2 separate regions of the Homo sapiens genome follow, and region 2 is linked to region 1. A link is a loop called in an ENCODE intact Hi-C map of the cell type or tissue named here. Cell type or tissue: K562. All regions are shown on one strand. Links, peaks and the distances in the headings refer to the core of each region. The heading gives the core; the rest is flanking DNA. Region 1 overlaps LINC00877 (long intergenic non-protein coding RNA 877). Region 2 has its middle 6.1 kb from the start of LINC00870.

Region 1 (7,792 bases), core at 2,652-7,651:
TGAGCCTGAATTCCAAAAGGGGAGGACGGTTTGGTGAAGCATGTCTGACTCCCTCTTCCCATCATGGCCTGAACTAGTTTTTCTGGTTAACTTTGGAATGCCTTGGCCAAGAGATGGGGTCCATCAAAATGGCTGAGGACTTAGAATTTTACTTTTGGTTTATGGATGAATCCCAGAGAAGGATTCTGATAGGCTGGTCTGGTCACAAGCTTCCTTAGCCCAGTCACAGGGTCTGAAGGGAGAAGACACTAGGATTGGGCAGACCTCGATCCCATGGCCAACCTTGTGGCTTACGGGAAGACTGAGGAGTTTAGCAGCCTGACAGACACCATATAGCAGTATGCAGTGTGCCAGGCGTGGTGGCTCATGCCTATAATCCCAAAACTTTGGGAGGCCAAGGTGGGCAGATCTCCTGGAGTCAGGAGTTTGAGGGCCAACAAGGCGAGACCCCGTCTCTACTAAAAATAGAAAAAATAGCTGGGTGTGGTGATGCGTGTCTGTAATTTCAGCTACTCAGGAGGCTGAAGCAGGAGCGTCACTTGAACCCCAGAGGCAGGGGTTGGCCTGAGCTGAGATCACACCACTGCACTCCAGCCTGGGCAACAGAGTGAAACTCTGTCAACAAAAAAAAAAAGAAGAAGAAGAAGTATGCAGTGACAAGGATTTTCCCAAAGAAAGATAAAGGGAGAGTGCAGGTACAAATGTAAAGAAGAAATAAGCACTATGTGGAATAAACCACATATGTTCACCTCAGGGTCCTAAGAAAAATCAGAAAAAAAAAAAACAAAAAAACAAAAAAAAACAACAACAAAAAAACCAGACCATCTCACTCCTACCATCACACATTCAACCAAACATCCTAATGGGCCTGCAGCTCAAGCTGACCTTACCAGCACTGTGTATGATATTACCTTGCAACTAGTAACAGTCTTAGCAACCGGCCCCAAATAGTCATCTCTGAGCAGTGATCCACAACTTGGAGAAGGCATGAAAACGAAGTTTCTCTGATTTGAAAATCTGCTCACTTTGTAAGTCAGGATTTTGCAAGTTTTCTAATTATAGTGGTTTACCCTTAAAGCCAAACAAAACCAAAAAAACCAATGCCATAATTGCGTGCAATGCTTGAAGCAATTACTTTTGGCAGCTCCAGGCACCACCTCCGTTCTCCGTCATCCATCACAGTGTGGACTGAATGTCTGCAGAGCAAGCATTCTGCTGCCATTCCAGACCAAAGGTCATGCTAATGTCTCTGTCTGTTTTTTCTCTCTTTATCTTTCTTCTTCCCTCTTTTAAAGTCTGGTCCCTAGACAAGCAGCATCAGCATCTCCCGGGAACTTACTTGAAATGCAAATTCTTGAACCCCTTCCCAGACCTGCTGAATCTGAAAGAGAAAGTAGAGGTGGCAGCAACCTATATTTTCACAAGCCCTCGAAGTGATCCTGACGCACCCTCACGTTTGCTGAATCCCGCCTTATGTAATGCCCTATTGTCACACTGACCTCAGAGCTATGCACACATATGCTTCCTCTTTTTGTTTCCTGCTCAGAAACTCCCCATGGTCCAGATAATAAATTACATACTCAGTTTAGTCATTCAAAGACCTTGGCAATCTCATTTTCCTAACTTATTGCTAATTAATATATTCATTGTTATGAATCTTATTTATTTATTGAGCATTTAGAATGAGCCAAACACTATGCAAGGTCCTTAATATACCTTGTGTATTAGTCAGTCCAGGTTGCCATAACAAAATACCATAGCCTGGGTGGTTTAAACAACCGGCATTTATTTTCTCACAGTTCTGGAGGCTGGAAGTCTAATATTAAGGTGCTGGCTGATTCTGGTTCCGGTGAAGGCCCTCTTCCTGGCTTGTAGACAGCTGCCTTCTTGTGGTGTCCTTGTATGGTAAAGAGAGAGAACTCTCTCTCTCTCTCTCTCTCTCTGTTTTTTCATCTTCTTATAAAGCCACCAATGCTATCATGGAGGCTCCTTTCCCTTGACCTCATCTAGCCTCAATTACCTCCCGAGAGTCTTATCTCCAAATTCGACACATTGGTGGTTAGTGCGTCAACATATAAATTTGGGGGATATGCAGTTCAGATCATAGTACGTTGATTTATGTAAACCTTCCAACAAGCTGTGAGATAAGAATCACTGAGCCCATTGGCTGTTGAGGAAACTGAAGCTTAGAGAAGCTCGGGAAGCTGCCTAAGACCAAAGTTAGTAGGGGGTGGTGCCAGAGTCTAATCCTGTGGAGGCATTCTTCCTCCCACACAGCATCACTCCCACGACCTGTTCTCTCCGTTATCCATGGCTGCCCAGGTGTCCAGACGTGCCCCTGCCTTCCCTCCTGGACACCTTGCTCAAACCACCCCTAAACCTGGATCTCCTCTCTGCGCTCCTTTGTCTAAATGTATTGAGTCCTGGAAAACAAATCCATCTTCACTGGCTTCCCTGATGAGAATCATTTTCTTTTTCTTTTCTTTCTTTCCTTCTTTTCTCCTTTTTGCAGCAAGTTTTTCATTCCTTTTTTTTCTAACATTATTCTCAGGGCTCCTCTGTCCCTCCAAATTCTCTTTGCTCACCCCAGGCAGTACACGCCTCTCTAAGTTCCTTGCTAACTTCACTTCCAGTAGCTCAAGGGAGATCCCTATGGAGCATTATTGATAACAGTGATTATTAGTGTTTCTAAATATTTTGGAAATGTCCACCACATTCTAGTAACTACAGGTTTCTGCAGACACCCAAAGTCTTTTTTGGAAGGAGCTGATGACCCAGAGTCAGCAGATTGAAACTCAAAGCAAAAGGTTTATTTGGCCAACGGTTTTCAAATCCTTTCTGTCTCTCTCTTTCTCTCCCTTTTTTTTTTCCTTGTCCTTTTTCTTGTTTTTCTGTTTGTTTGTTTTAGGGATAGCAGAATCAAATGAAGCAATGATAGAAAAAGGTAAGTTGGATGGAATAATGAGTGGTGCTCTCACTCCCAGTGGTCAGTTCTGATATCAGTATGACAACAGAGTAGTATATAAAGCAGAGGTTGGCAAACTGTAGCATGCATCACAATGACCTGGAGTGCTTGTGAAAGCACGATTGCTGCTGCACCCATTCCCTTTCAGATTGACAAGAACTGGATGGGGCCCAAGAATATGCATTTCTAGTAAGTTTCCAGGTGATGTCAATACTGCTGGTCCAGGGGCCACACTTTGAGAACCACTGACCTAAAAGGCTTCCTTACCCTTGTTGGAGATTTAGAAATAGATGAGCATATATATGTATCACTGAGATGCTTTGGCTAGGGTATGAGTAAACCCACCTGAATGTAGTTTAGGCAGTAAGGCATCAAAGGAAGTCTGGAGGTAGTATCCATGGATAGCTCAGCCAATGACTGACTTCAATAAGGATTAGCCTCTCCCCGTCTTTCTGTCCTGCCATCCTCATCATGTTGGCTTTGTTCTTGGGCTTGTCTCTTCATTATTCCAGAAAGGCTGAAGGCTGCCACTGTTCCACGTATCACATGTGAACCCAGAAACATCAGCCTGAAGAAGAGATGGGGTTTTCTTCCTTGCGGTTTTTTTTTTTTTTGAGACAGAGTCTTGCTGTGTCTCCCAGGCTAGAGTGCAATGGCATGATCTCGACTCACTGCAACCTCCACCTCCCAGGTTCAAGCAATTCTCCTGCCTCAGTCTCCCAAGTAGCTGGGATTACAGGCTTGTGCCACCATGCCCAGTTAATTTTTGTATTTTTAGTAGAGACGGGATTTCACCATTGACCAGGCCGGTCTTGAACTCGTGACCTCAAGTATTCCACCTGCCTTGGCCTCCCAAAGTGCTGGAATTACAGGCAGGAGCCACCGTGCCTGGCCCATGTATCTTTTTATTCAGGAGGAACAACTCTCCCAGAGGTGCCCAGAGGGTATTCCATTAAATCCCACTCGCTATAATAGTCATGTACCCACAGTTGCTGGCAATGGAATTACCATGATCTGGTGAGTCCAAGTGATATCCCCTTCCTGGGGCTGGGGAGGAGCCCTTTGCCCCTGTCTCCCTGGCCCACCAGCGGATTGTAGGGGAGGAGAGAGAACTGGCAGTGCAGGCTTACAGAGCATTGAAGCAGCAGCAGCTGCAGCTGCATGGGGAGCGACCCCACCTCACTTCCTGGAAGAAGCCAGAGCCACAGCTGTGATGCAGAGACCTGGGGCCTGGCCACACTCCTGGAAAACTGGCACCAGGAGCTGCCACACCTGGGTGGGGGAGAGGCAGGCAGATCCTTTTCTCTGGCCATGCTAGCAGCGTGGGGGTGAGGCCTCCAGGTACTCGTTCACACGTTGGGCATCAGCGGGTCCACGTCTTGCAAGGGTTGAGTGCCCGATGGACTAGGGCCAGGGCCTGGTTGACGGTCAGCCTGTGGGGCCTGGGGTCACTCACAGTTGTGTCTCTTTGTTCTGAACATCCATTCTGAGTCGCAGCCCAGGTACACCTTAGGAAGGGCTGGGTCCCATTACCCTGTCCCTGAACACCACTTATTAAGACAGCTGATGACCCTGGCTCGCCTTGTGATGGAGGCCCCTGGGAGTCAGCAGAGCCGAGCACATAGCACACATCAGGCAGAGCAGGCCAGAGATGGTCAACTCTTGAACTTAGCCAGCTAAAAGAAGGTGGGAAAGGTCCTTGGGGGAGGCAATTGACTGTGTCAGCCACAATCACCTACTCCTCCTTCTCTGCAGATCCCACTAGAGGAGAAAATAGACACAAGGGGGTGAGGGGAAGAAAGTATGGATCAGGGCTTCCTGGCATACTGCATCGAAGGATGCCTGCGGTGGACATCTGCAACTTTTCCTACCCAGTGTCTGCCCCCTCCTTTCTCCTAACAGCACCCAATTTTCCTCTGGGGAACCACTCCACCCCGATTTGGGTGGTCTTGGTGGGTCAAGCAAGGTGCACTGACTTCACCTGTCCTTTCCCATCACCCAAGCTTGGCCAATCTGAGTTTCTATCCTGGGGATTTCAACCTTGAGCAAAACAACACAAGAGCAGAAAACATTTGGAGAGGGCAGGTGTCCTCCCCTCTCTGGAAACAGGAAATAAGCATCCCCCACTTACAATCCTCCTCCTCCTCCTCTCCTCTTTTAGATATAGCATGTGCAGGTGCTCTGTGGGAAACTTTACATGCATGGTCTCAACTAATCCTAGCAACAATCTTACGGGTGACTACCACTACCTCCATTTTACAGATGAAAAACCAAAGCTTCAAGAACTTTAAGGATCACAGAGCTAGTAACTGGTAGATCTTAGATTTGAATTTATACCTACCAGATTACGAAGCCCTGTTTTTCTTGTTCTCCTAGAATATGAGGAGAAAATGAGCCCTCCCCAGGCAGCACTGTGAAATGGCTGAAGGTCTTTTATCTTCTCTGTCCATATACGTGGGAGTCTTAGCGCCTACACTGCTGTCTAATCTAGGCTTGTTAGAGCTGGGCAGTGTTTCACAATCCTCCCAGATAGCTGGCAGTAAGATGTAAATGACACTCATAGGAGCCCTCACGGACAGCTACTTGGAGACAGTCTGTGTGTAATATGGATAGAAAAAGCACTGCTGATAGTATCTGAACCTCTGGATCTGGCAATACCTGAAGTCCAGACTCCTGAACTTCATTTTTGCGTAAGTCAGTTTGAATTGGGTTTTATTGCTTACAACTGAAAAAGTTTTAGCCAGTGTTTCTTAATCACTTTAAAAAATGGAGGAATGTGGAAGTGGCTTCGCTAGGGAAGCTTCCAGCGTGGGGATGGCACAAGCTGGAGGTGGGGCAGCGGTGCCCAGGGCGCCGGCGGGTCCTGGGAGTCCCCGGCGGGAGCAGCAGCCGGCAGCAAGTGCAGCTGCTGGGGAAGCAGTGCCCAGCCCCGTGGTCCAGGATTCACAGCAAAGAGGAGAAAGTGAATTGCAAGCCCAAAACCCAGGACAAACAGGAGATCCCCTTCCAGCTCCGGGAGATTATGAGGAGCCGCTGGGAGATGAAAAATCCGACCGGTAACAAGAAGAGGAAGAAAGCGGCCCAGGTGGGCTTCAGAAAGACACTGGAAAAGGAAGCAAAGGGAGTGGAGCCCGACATTGCCGTCCCCAAGTTCAAGCAGAGGAAGGGGGAGTCCGACTAGGCCTTATCCAGCACATGCTATTCCTCAGCAAGAACCAGGCCACCCAGCAGCCAGAGGTCCAGGCAGCTCCCAAGGAGAAGTCTGAGCTGAAAAAAGCAAAAAAAGTGTTCCAGAAGCGACGACTAGATAAAGTCTGGCAGAAAAAGGAGGAAAAGATGGCAGACAGGCTGGAGCAGGAGTTGCTCCGAGACGCAGTGAAGTTTGGTGAGGTTGTCCTGCAGCACCCAGAGCTGACTACCAGGCCCCGGAGGAGCGTAAGCAAGGACCAGCCTGGCAGGAGATCGCAGATGCTGAGGATGCTTCTGAGCCCCCGAGGTGTATTCCAGCCTCTGACTGCCTCCCTGGCCTACCAGCGGATTGTGGGGGAGGAGAGAGAGTGGGCCATGCAGGCCTACAGATGTTGAAGCAGCAGTGGCGGCTGCATGGGGAGTGAGCCCCTCCCCACTTCCAAGAAGGAGCCAGAGCCACAGCTGTGATGGAGAGACTCGGGGCCTGGCCACGCTCCTGGGAAACTGGCACCAGGAGCTGCCACACCTGGGTGGGGGAGAGGCAGGCAGATCCTTTTCTCTGGCCATGCTAGCATTGTGGGGTGAGGCTTCCAGGTACTCGTTCACACGTTGGGCATCAGCGGGTCCACGTCTTGCAAGGGTTGAGTGCCCGATGGACTAGGGCCAAGGCCTGGTTGACGGTCGGCCTGTGGGGTCACTCACAGTTGCATCTCTTTGTTCTGAACATCCATTCTGAGTCGCAGCCCAGGTACACCTTAGGAAGGGCTGGATCCCATTACCCTGTCCCTGAACACCACCTACCAAGACCGCTCATGAGGCTGGCTCGGTGTGTGACGGAGGCCCCCTGGGAGTCAGCAGAGCTGAGTGCAGTGCACATCAGGCAGAGCAGGCTAGGGGCAGGGAAGACGCACCTGGGGCAGGGCCAGTGGGCACATCTGGACCACCTGCGAGGGCTCTGCAGGGGACCGTAACTACAGGCCAGTTGCGAGTGGTCCCCTGCAGAGGCTACCCACTCAAGGTTTGGTTGGGGTTGAATGTGATGACAGCACATACACCAAGAATGTGGGAACGGGGGCCGGGCGCGGTGGCTCACGCCTGTAATCCCAGCACTTTGGAAGGCTGAGGCGAGTGCATCACCTGAGGTCAGGAATTCCAGACCAGCCTGGCCAATATGGTGAAACCCTGCCTCTACTAAAGATACAAGGAACAAACAAACAAAAAACAGTGTTGTCACCTACATGACAGGGCTCTGAGAGAGCTGGGCAGGCCCAAAGTGGCTTGAGAAAGTAAAGGAAGGATCCTGGCCTGGGCTCAGGGTCACAGAGTGGGGCCCAGGGGGAGTTCCTGCTGAGGGCAGGGCCTTGCCAGGCTTCAGTCTTCATCCCGTGCCAAAGGAGGGAGAGCGCAGGCTGTCAGCATGTCCAGATGAGGGCAGAAGGGAGAGGCTTGAACCCAAGTCAGATCTAGCAATGGAGTCCGCCTGCCCAGCACCATTTGGGAAGTGAGGAGGCTTCTGCCCGGCCGCCCCACAGTCTGGGAAGTGAGGAGCGCCTCTGCCCAGCTTCCGCACCGCCTGGCAAGTGAGGAGCGCTTCTGCCCGGCCGCTGTGCAACCCTCCAGGTGTGAAGTGGCAGCCTT
Region 2 (9,718 bases), core at 1,849-6,848, 58 kb after region 1:
TATAAGGAACATGCAACCTAGATCCCTTGTAAGCATAGTTCACCATAGGGTTCACACTCCTATGAGAATCTAATGCCACCACTGATCTGACAGGAGGCAGAGCTCAGGTTGCAATGTGAGTGATGGAGATTGGCTGTAAATACAGACGAAGCTTCGCTCACTTGCCCGCGGTTCATCTCCTGCTGTACAGCCCAGTTCCTAACAGACCACAGACCTAACAGGTCAGAGTTTGTGGACCCCAGTCTAAAGGATGAAAAGGAGGTAACCAGGCAAACAGTGGAGGGATGTGTGTTGCAGGCAGACGGGCCAGGATGTGTAAAGGGAGAGCACAGCACTGTGACAGAGGGTGAGCTTGCGACCTCGTATTCCATGGCTAAGTCTCTCCTCACTCTACTTTTGACCTTTTGTAGATCACCAAGATCAAGATCATAACCTGGCATCTCTCATCAAGCTGGTGAATCTGTACTGCTTGGTCGCATAGTTTAAAAACTTTTGAACTATTTGCCAATATTAGAAAGTCAAGATATCTCAAATAAAATCTGTATCTCTGGCTTCTCTTATAAAAAAAATCCCAGCACCTAGGTCTAATCCCTGCCAAGTGGCAATTGGCTTGGGGCTGCTGGCGGCTGCCCCCTTAGATGGGGCATGTGCTCCCCCTTTTGTCCCAGTCCCCATCGCTCCCAATTGCTTTATATCGGGTCTGATTCACTCATTTGCATTACTTGTCTGGCCAATGCAGACATTTGAATTTGTGACTTTCTGATCCAGGCAAATCTCATAATGCACAGAAATGGATTCAAGACAGTAGGAAAGGGAGATCTGACCACATTCTCCAAAAACAAATGTGCACTGTCGTAAAGGTGAATTATGCTTTCCTGAAAAATCCAGTCACCAAATAGACAATTCCCCAAGGCATGCTCCTGAAATGCAAGCTGGACACTGACAAAGGACATCTCTTTTCAGCCCTGTCATAGTCTTGTTGTGTTGCTATAACAGAATACCTGAGACTGGATGATTTATAAAGAAAAGAGTTTCATTTAGCTCATGGTTCTGGAGACTGGGAAGTCCAAGAAGAATGGTGCCAGCATCTGGTTGGCTTTTGGTGAGGGCCTTGTGCTATGTTGTAACACAGCAGGGAAGCTGAAGGGGAAGTGGTGTGCAAAAGAGAGCAAATACAAGACTCAGCCTTGCTGCTGACTTGCCTTACTGCCACTCTGGCAGTAACTAATTCAATCCCTCCAGAGAGACTGCATTAATCCCTTCATGTGAATGTACTTCTCATGACCCAACACCTCTTAAAGATCCCACCACCTCACAACACCGTCATGTTGGGGACAAAGCCTCAATGTGAGTTTTGTTGGGGACAAGCCATACTCAGACCATAGCAGGCCTCTTGCAGAAACTCTGACAGTGTTTGAGGACAGCACAGAAGGGCTCCAGAGAAAGAGGGCTGAGCTAGCGATAGGCTCCAAAGGAGGCTTTTGTTTTGTTTTTTCCCCTCAGGCTCTTCTTCTCCAGAAAATCATTTCAGGGGATGAATTTTTCTCCAAGGAGGAGTTTTTCAAAGTATGTGCCAAATAATACTAGATCTAAATGATACTGAAAGATGTTTCAGACACAAACAGCCTGAATGTTGGAGAAAGCAGGTGTTTTAGGTCTGGTTCCCAAGTAGCTGACCCTGAGCTGAGGACTCATGTGCAAAGGAAGAACTGATCCTGGGCAATGTCCCATAGAGGATAGTGTTAGGCTGGTCCCACAGGGGAACTATCAACTCTGAAAAATGTCTCAGAGCTGCCCCACCTAGGACAACATATTGTTCACTAGTGGATGGTTGTCCCTAGGGGAAGTAAATTTTGGAGCACTTTTATGAAAGCACGCAGAAACCAGGGGTGGGGCAGAAACAGAAACTAGAGATCTGTGTCTATCTGAGTGGAGCCCTGCCATTGTCTGCTACCTCCAGCAATTCTAAATGAATTACAAATTTGAAAGTGTTTTTTTTTGTCTGCAGAACTTTTCAGAGCTTTTAATGTGATCATTGCAATCTCTAAGGAAAGGATAGCACATGTAGCAACTCCCCAACTCAACTAACTATGAGGCTGTCTTTTTTCCAGAATGCCTACAGATCTCAGTTTGGGGAACCCCTGCTCTTAGCGGCCCATATGATGGAGAATGGAGAGCAGAAAAAGCTTTCTCGTGGCCTCAGCTGAACACTGCCCTGGAGTCCTTTGGAAGCCAAGAGGAACCCAGCCAGACTGGGCTCCAGGCCTTACAGGGGCATTCCCAGCTCACCACCACCTCTTGACTCCTGCCCCCAGGTGATCAGTGTAGGCTACCAACAGAACTGACAAACAGCCTCATACCAACAGAGTTGGGCACTTCCAGGGCCCCCCAAGAGCTTCCCAAGCATGGCCCTTATGAACTTATTTTCACTCTTACAGCACTCAATATCCTTCTCTGACTTCTAGAGTCAGCCATCCTGGCCAACCTTTCCAACATGATCCAACTTAACTCCCCATTTTCATCTCTCACAACTCCACTCTGAGCCTCCTGCACCCCCACCAGAGTTGCCTACTCTCTCCCAAACTAAATATGTTTTTTAATATATTTTTGTTTTTCTTTTTTTTTTAATGATTCTTCATCATTCAACTTGAACCTAACTAAATATGTTTGTGAGCTAAATTTCTTATAAGAGATGGTGGCTTGGTTTTCTTGGTTGACTCCTGTAGCGTTTCTAATTTTTCAGGTTGATTTTTGTCTTAATCTGCCAGACCAGGTTGGGAGCTTCTGATCACTGACATCTACATTTTCTTTCTGACCAACATGGGTTGAGTGCAGGCATTTGGCCCAGCCAAGGAACTGAAGGATGAGCCAGTGAGGAACCGTGTGAGAAGAGCCCTTTGCTCTGTGAACCACAGCATGGGCCATCTCTCAGATGCCCGGCCCCTGCATGTTCTGTCTGAATTGTACACATCTTGAGATGAGCTGCATTTATCCTTGCTTATGTGAGACGGTTAATGGCACTCAAGAAATCATCACGAGTTTAAAACTCATTCTAGAGAAAACACGGCTCTGACATGGTAGCGCCCTTGGGATAAGTCCACCCACCAATGTTTACCAAGGCCCTTCCATGTGCCGGCCACTAGCGCTGACTCAGATCACCACTTCTGGAGTCCAGTCACTAGAGCTGACTCAGCCCACCACTCCTGTGGTTTGAATTTTGCCTCTAACTCTTGCTGAGTGTGGACCTTGGTCAATGCACTTTAGCCTAAGCTTCAGTTTCCTCACCTGTAAAATGGGAACAATAAATAACTTTTACATCAAGGTGATATATGAATGAAACATACACTTAAGGCACTTAGCATTGTGCCTGAACCGTAGTAAGTGCTTAATAGATGTCTCTCTCAATACAATAATACAATACAATACAATAATAATAATAAAGAGTAGATAGTACAATTCAGCCTTCAATCACTTTAAAATTGTCCTATGGCTAGTCCAGGGAAAAGTTATTTTGGGAACCCTTTCTTCTGCCTCCTGTTTTCTTCCACATTCCTCCTTCCCCCTCTCATTCCCTTCCACATTCTTTCCTCCCTTATTCCCTTCCAATCTCCCAAAGTTCTCGGTGTGCTTATGAATCTCAGGGGGAGCTCTCTAAATGTAGATTATTGGGCCCCAAACCCAGACATTTTGATTCAGTGTGTCTAGAGAGCGGCTCTGGGTCTGTATTTGTAATAGACCACCTAGATACCTCTGTTGTGGGTGGTGCAGGGACTAGAATGTGCTGGTAAATGTTTAACAAGGACTTGGGCCCTGGGAGAGGGCTGGCTGGTTTGTAGCATTTGCCAGTTTCCGGGGGTGTAAATACTCCCACCATGGCCAATTTCAAGCTATCCATGTGATGTCACTGAATGTTGAGTTGGGAAGAGATGTTCCGTAACACACCATTATGTAGTATTAGATACAAAAGCATAGGTAAAAGGAATGAGAAATAGAATAATTAGGAAATGATAAGTATTTTTAGTATAATTTATTTAATTGTAATTTTCTGTAATTTAGTATTTAATGTTGCGTTTCACAACTGGCTCACACAATTCCTAAATACTTAACAATTGGCTCTTGAAAGTTGGTACAGGCAGATGCCAGCACACCATAACAAGGCTGCTGCTTGAAGAACCCTGCCCTTGATAATTGAATGAACACTCTGTTCTCTCTCACCGTAGTGAAATGCACATACTTGCACATTTTCACTCAAATTCTTGGAGACTTTAAAAATAGCCCAAAGCTCATGATGGATTTGGAGGACCTCCTGTCTCCCTGATTCCCTCCTGCGCTGTGACAGTGTCTTGAGGGTTTGTGGGAAGGATGATGGAAGGATCAATATTTTGGGGGAAAAGGAATTTTGCAGATCCTTCCCTTTTCCTCCTCCTCAAGCTCCGCCACCTTTGCCCTGTGCCGCAAACCGATCAAGGGTGCCACTACTACAAGCTTAAAAAGCACCCTACCCCTGTCAAACCCAAGCTCTTAATCTCCCACTGGAGCTGTGGGGCCACCCAGCTGGTGCTATCTTATCAGAGGCTGGTGACAGCCACAGGATTCAAAAGAGGAAGCGGAGGTGTCTTATCTGCCTTGCTCGTATCCGGCTGGAAGCCGAGCTGTTCTTTCTCAGTGAAGGGCAGAGTCTCATGTCACTGCCCTTGGTTGGGAACAAGGGAGAACAAAGGTCATTGCCCTTTGCAGACTCAAAGGCTTAGAGGGTCATGAAGCAGGCAAGGGCACTGGGACAAAGAAAGGCTCCATGCTTTAATCATTAGTAAATTAAATCCCTGCGTGGTAGATACACCTATTATCCTCATGGAAGAAGAAATGGAGGCTCAGAAAATTAACTTGCCTCAGGTGGCGCAGTGAGACATCAGGATTTAAATGCAAGTCTGTCCAATTCAGGGATCAAGCTCTTAATGTTTCGGCTATTGCCCTTACTTAATCTTTCCAACAGCCCTTGTCCCCATTTTACAGATGAGGAGATGGGGATCATCACTGAAACTCTCAGAGCTCCAGGAGGGGCCAGTCAGAACTCTACAGGCCTCTCTCTGAAGCATAATAACACACCAGCAAAGGGCTGCATCCTTTATAAGACAGTGCATTTCTGTGGGGGGCAGAAGGAAGAGAAGGAGGAAGGGAGAGAGATAGGCAAGACAGGGATCTAGAATAATCATTGTACACAAGAGGCGCAGGCATGAACAGCACATGCAGACTGGCAGGCAGGCTCCTGCTTATGCTGAGGCTGGGGAAACTTGGAAGGGGAGGGAAGACATCAGAGCAGTAATAACTCCCAGCCGCAGCTGCCAAGCTCCCAGGATTTCTAGAGATGAGGTCATGAGAAGCTGCTCTCTTTTGTTCTCACGGCAACCAGGCCTACCCCCTTCCCACTCTCCAGCCCCAGTTGTACTAGGAATTGGTGTGGGAGGTGGGTAGGAATGTCAAACAGAGGCGGTGACAGTGGCTGCGGTTACCATCACTGTCCTTCAATATTCAGATGGTACCCAGAGGTAACCATGGCAACCGGCCGTGGGAGCAGTCGTTGAGGAAGATGTTTATCCCACCCAGTGGGCAGGGCTGAGGGATGGGCAGGCCACACCAGGGCACCCAGCCCCAAGGAGACAGCTCCGTGTCCACTGCAGCCTTGCTTGTGGAGGTTTTCACCTCTTACTCCAGGCTTCTGGGGGTGCAAATCCCCATTCTAACACATGGGCAAAACTTGGCCAAGTTCTTAACTCCTCTGAGCCGTGGACCCCTCATCTGTTCACAGTAAGCATGTGATGATGATGACGCCACGATTGTTATTATTCAAAGAATGAGCTGTAGGACTCTTCAATGAATGAGTCAGATGGACCTGGCTAGGAACCTGTGTAACTGAGACAAGCAGCTCTCCTCTCTGGGCCCCAGTTCTTTATCTGTAAAAGGTGAACCCCACAGGCATTTTACATGACTGCCATGGTACCTACACAGCTGAGTATGTGTCTTGGTTTGTGTTTCCCTGAAAACAGAACTGGAAATGGGGTTTGGGTGCAGGTAGTTTACTTGGGAGGTGATTCCCACAAGTGGGAGAATGGGAGAGTGATGTGGGGGCCACGGATACGGGAAGCCAATAATGAGCAGGTGACCACTGTGGGCACCTGGGGCTCAAGCTCACTGTGGACCCCGGGCGAATTGTGTAGAACGTGCCTCTGGATTGTCCCACAAGGGGTGGGGACATTGGGGGATTTAACAACTGCCATCCCATAGTAGGAAGAGAGGCCAATGCTTGGGGTAAGAGACAGGCACTGTCGCAGGTAAGTTCAGAGGTGGGCAACGGAAGACGGTGTGGGGTGCGAGAGAAGCCATTATAGAAGGAAACACTGGGTCCTTTCCATAAAACAGCATCTTGGTCTCCCTCAGCCTCCTGCTGCTCACACACATACGTGCTTGCTTTCTAGAGGCCACTCCTGTTTCCATGAGACTAGTGCATTAATTTAACTTATTTATCTTTTTAAACTTTAGGTTCAAGGTACATGTGCAGGTTTGCTATATAGGTAAATTGTGTGTCACAGGGGTTTGGAGTACAGATTATTTAATCACCCAGGTAATGTGCATGGTACTCAATAGGTAGATTTTCTATCCTCACCCTCCTCCCCTCCTCCACCCTCAAGTAGGCGCTGGTGTCTGTTGTTCCCTTCTTTGTGTCCATGTGTATTCAATGTTTAGCTCCCACTTATAAGTGAGAACATGCGATATGTAAATTAATTCAGCCTCTGTAGAAGGCAGTTTGGCAGTTTCTCAAAGAACTTAGAACAGGAAACAGGTAATTGAATGGTCGATTACCATTTGACCCAGAAATCCTATGATTCGGTATATATCCAAAGGAATACAAATCATTCTAACACAAAGACACATGCACACATATGTTCATCGTAGCATGATTTACAATCGCAAAGACATGGAGTCAACCTGAATGCCCATCAAAACTAGACTGGATAAAGAAAATGTGGTCCATACACACCATGGAATACTACATGGCCGTAAAAAAAGAAGGAAATCATGTCTTTTGCAACAAGATGGATGTAGCTGGAGGCCATTATCCTAAATGAATTAACGCAGGAACAGAAAACCAAATACGGCATTGGCCTCCATCAGCCTTGATTATGAGGACCTTGTCTGTCCTTTGTATTAGCTGTGAGCCCCTGGGCAAGTGCCTTGATGCCTCTACACCTCTGTTTGTTCATCTGTAACAGGGAACAATAACAGTACTTACCTCACAGGGCTGTGATGAGAATTAAATAAGATAATGTGCAAATGTGGGATGAGCAGAATATTTCCATAAAGGGCCAGATGGTAACTATTTTAAGCTTTGTGAATGATCTTTGTTGCAACTATTCAACTCTGCCACTGTACCATGAAGGCAGCCATGACTATATGTAAATAAATGAATGGGTGTAGCTGGGTTCTAATAAAACTTTACTCACCAAAACAGGAAGCAGCCAGATTTGGCCCATGAGCCCTAGTTTGCTAATCTCTGGTATAAAGCCCAACACGCAGTACCTGGCACATAGTAGGTACTCAGTGGAAGCAAGCCACAGTTATTATTGCCACAGCTTGGAAAGCGCACAAGCCGAAGGCTCTCCAGAGCTTAGCTAAGTTTCTACTTCTTCCCCTTCTATGCCACTTAACCATTCAAAGCATGAATCTGTGTCCTAGTCCTTGCTACTCAGAGCATGGCGGTCCATGTACCAGCAGCCTCACCAGACCTGTGAGTTTTTCAGAAATGCAGAATCTTAGGCCTCATCTCAAATCAACTGCATCAGAACCTGCATTTGAACAAGATCCCCAGGTGATATCTGTGCACATGACAGCTGGAGAGACACTGTCCTCTTTCATCACCTGCCTGCCCTTCCCAATCAGAGAGCACATTGCCTGGCCCACACTTGGAGCCAGTTTCTCTGGGATTGCTCATTACCCCACTCTTCTCTCCATCCACTCTAAGTCGCTTTTCACCTCCATCCCTGGCACACTTCACAACTGGAGGCCCAAAGCCCTATCTTTATTCAGCGTAATTCTCACATGTAGTCCCCTGGATTCCACCCACACAGATGTCCTCAGAGCCTCTGCTCAGTTCTAATCACCCCACACCCTGCTCCTGAAATGATCTCTCCATTCCAGCTGCACAGGCAGCCATGCCCCCAGGTGTCCCAGCCAGGTTCCTTGTCTCTTCATTCTCCTCTCCTCCTTTCTCTGTGCTTCCTCTACCCTAGGCACCCCCATGAAAAAATTTTCCAACTCAAGCATTGTATTAGTTCCTTCTTGCATTGCTATAAAGAAATGCCTAAGACTGGGCAATTTATGAACAAAAGAGGTTTAAGTGGCTCACGGTTCTGCAGGCTGTGCAGGAAGCATGATGCTGGCATCTGCTTGGTTTCTGGGGAAGCCACAGGAAACTTACAACTGTGGCCAGAAGGCGAAGGGGGAGCAGGCATGTCACATGGCCAGAGCAGAAGCAAGAGAAAGGGAGCGGGGGGGGGGACGTGCCACACACTTTTAAATGACCAGATCTCGTGAGAACTCAGGATCGCGAGGACAGTACCTAAGGGATGGTTCTAAACCACTCATAAGAAATCCGCCCCCATGATTTAATCACTTCCCAGCAGGCCCCACCTCCAACATTGGGGATTAGATTTCAACATGAGATTTGGTCAGGGACACACATCCAAACTACATCAAGCATCCTGCCTGCCAGGGGATAATCCAGCCCCATGCTGCCTATTACTGCAGCCATTTACCACTGGTGGCTCATCTGAATTAAGATATGCTTAAAGCGTAAAATACACTCCAGATTTCAAATATTTAGTAAGGAAAAGAGAATGTAAAATATTCGTTAATAATTTTGTACTATCAATGATATGTTGAAATGGCATTTCAGATATACTAGGTAAAAAACTTAAAAAAAAATATTTCACCTATTTCTTTTTCCCTTTTTAATGTGGCTATTAGATAATTTAAAGTTACACATGTGGCTTCCATTATAGTTGTATTGGACAGCGCTGGTCTGGCAGGATACTGTATGGATTAAGAAGGCAGGTACCAGAGTCCAACTGCCTGTGTTCTGTTCATGAAAGAATGATTCTGAGACTTATTTAAAAGGTAAGGCAGGGTTTATTTAAGACTATCACAGTAGGGGTACTGCAATAGGGGAGGGAGATGGGGATCAACTCTGAATACAGAAAGGACAGGTGGGGGATTATAGTCAGTGAGCAGAGTAAGGAGAGTCAGTGGATGAAAAATTGCGAAGAGGAGACACCCAGGGTTGGGGAATTCTTGCTAAACTGACCTAACAGGATTCTTGCTAAAGGCAGGTCAAGGACTTATACATTAAAGGTGGGGGATGAGGAAATTGATCAGATTTCAAGGGTGATCAGAGATCAAAGGTGAAGACATTTTGCTAAACTGACTTGACATGATTTTTGCTGTGCAGGACTGGGGCCATATTTGAGGCCTAGTCGAATAGAGGGCTCAGAGGAGACGAACTAAGTTTGGGCGAGGAGAGAGTGTTTGTCAGTTTGAATCCCAGCTCTGCCGCTGTCTGGCTGTGGGTTCTTGTTGAAACTGGACAACCACTCTGTGCTCAGTTCCCTTCTCTAGAAAATGGTGATCATAAAAGTACGCACTTGGAGTATTGCTGTGAGGGTCA

The links. Peaks named below come from ENCODE experiments on the same cell type or tissue, not always from the same donor. Only the 100,000 strongest peaks of a DNase experiment are listed, where the experiment ranks them.
Region 2: it touches region 1 in a loop (4-fold over the local background); 2 of 110 quality-filtered maps call a loop at or near these places.

What each region holds. Positions count from the first base shown.
Region 1 is chr3:72,081,111-72,088,902 of GRCh38, forward strand. The region is part of intron 2 of LINC00877 (long intergenic non-protein coding RNA 877); the gene reads right to left. It also overlaps the pseudogene CCDC137P2 and the pseudogene CCDC137P1. Among named protein-coding and RNA genes, the nearest start is that of LINC00877, 15 kb to the right of the region's middle. RefSeq lists a silencer at 841-910 and enhancers at 1,251-1,350, 6,050-6,766, 6,767-7,484. In K562, for the core only: a CTCF peak has its summit at 5,375; DNase peaks (open chromatin) are centred at 5,101 and 5,461; H3K4me3 peaks cover 176 bases.
Region 2 is chr3:72,140,339-72,150,056 of GRCh38, forward strand. No RefSeq gene overlaps it. Among named protein-coding and RNA genes, the nearest start is that of LINC00870, 6.1 kb to the right of the region's middle. RefSeq lists an enhancer at 1,918-2,017. In K562, for the core only: no CTCF peak of the experiment used is centred there; DNase peaks (open chromatin) are centred at 3,153 and 4,583.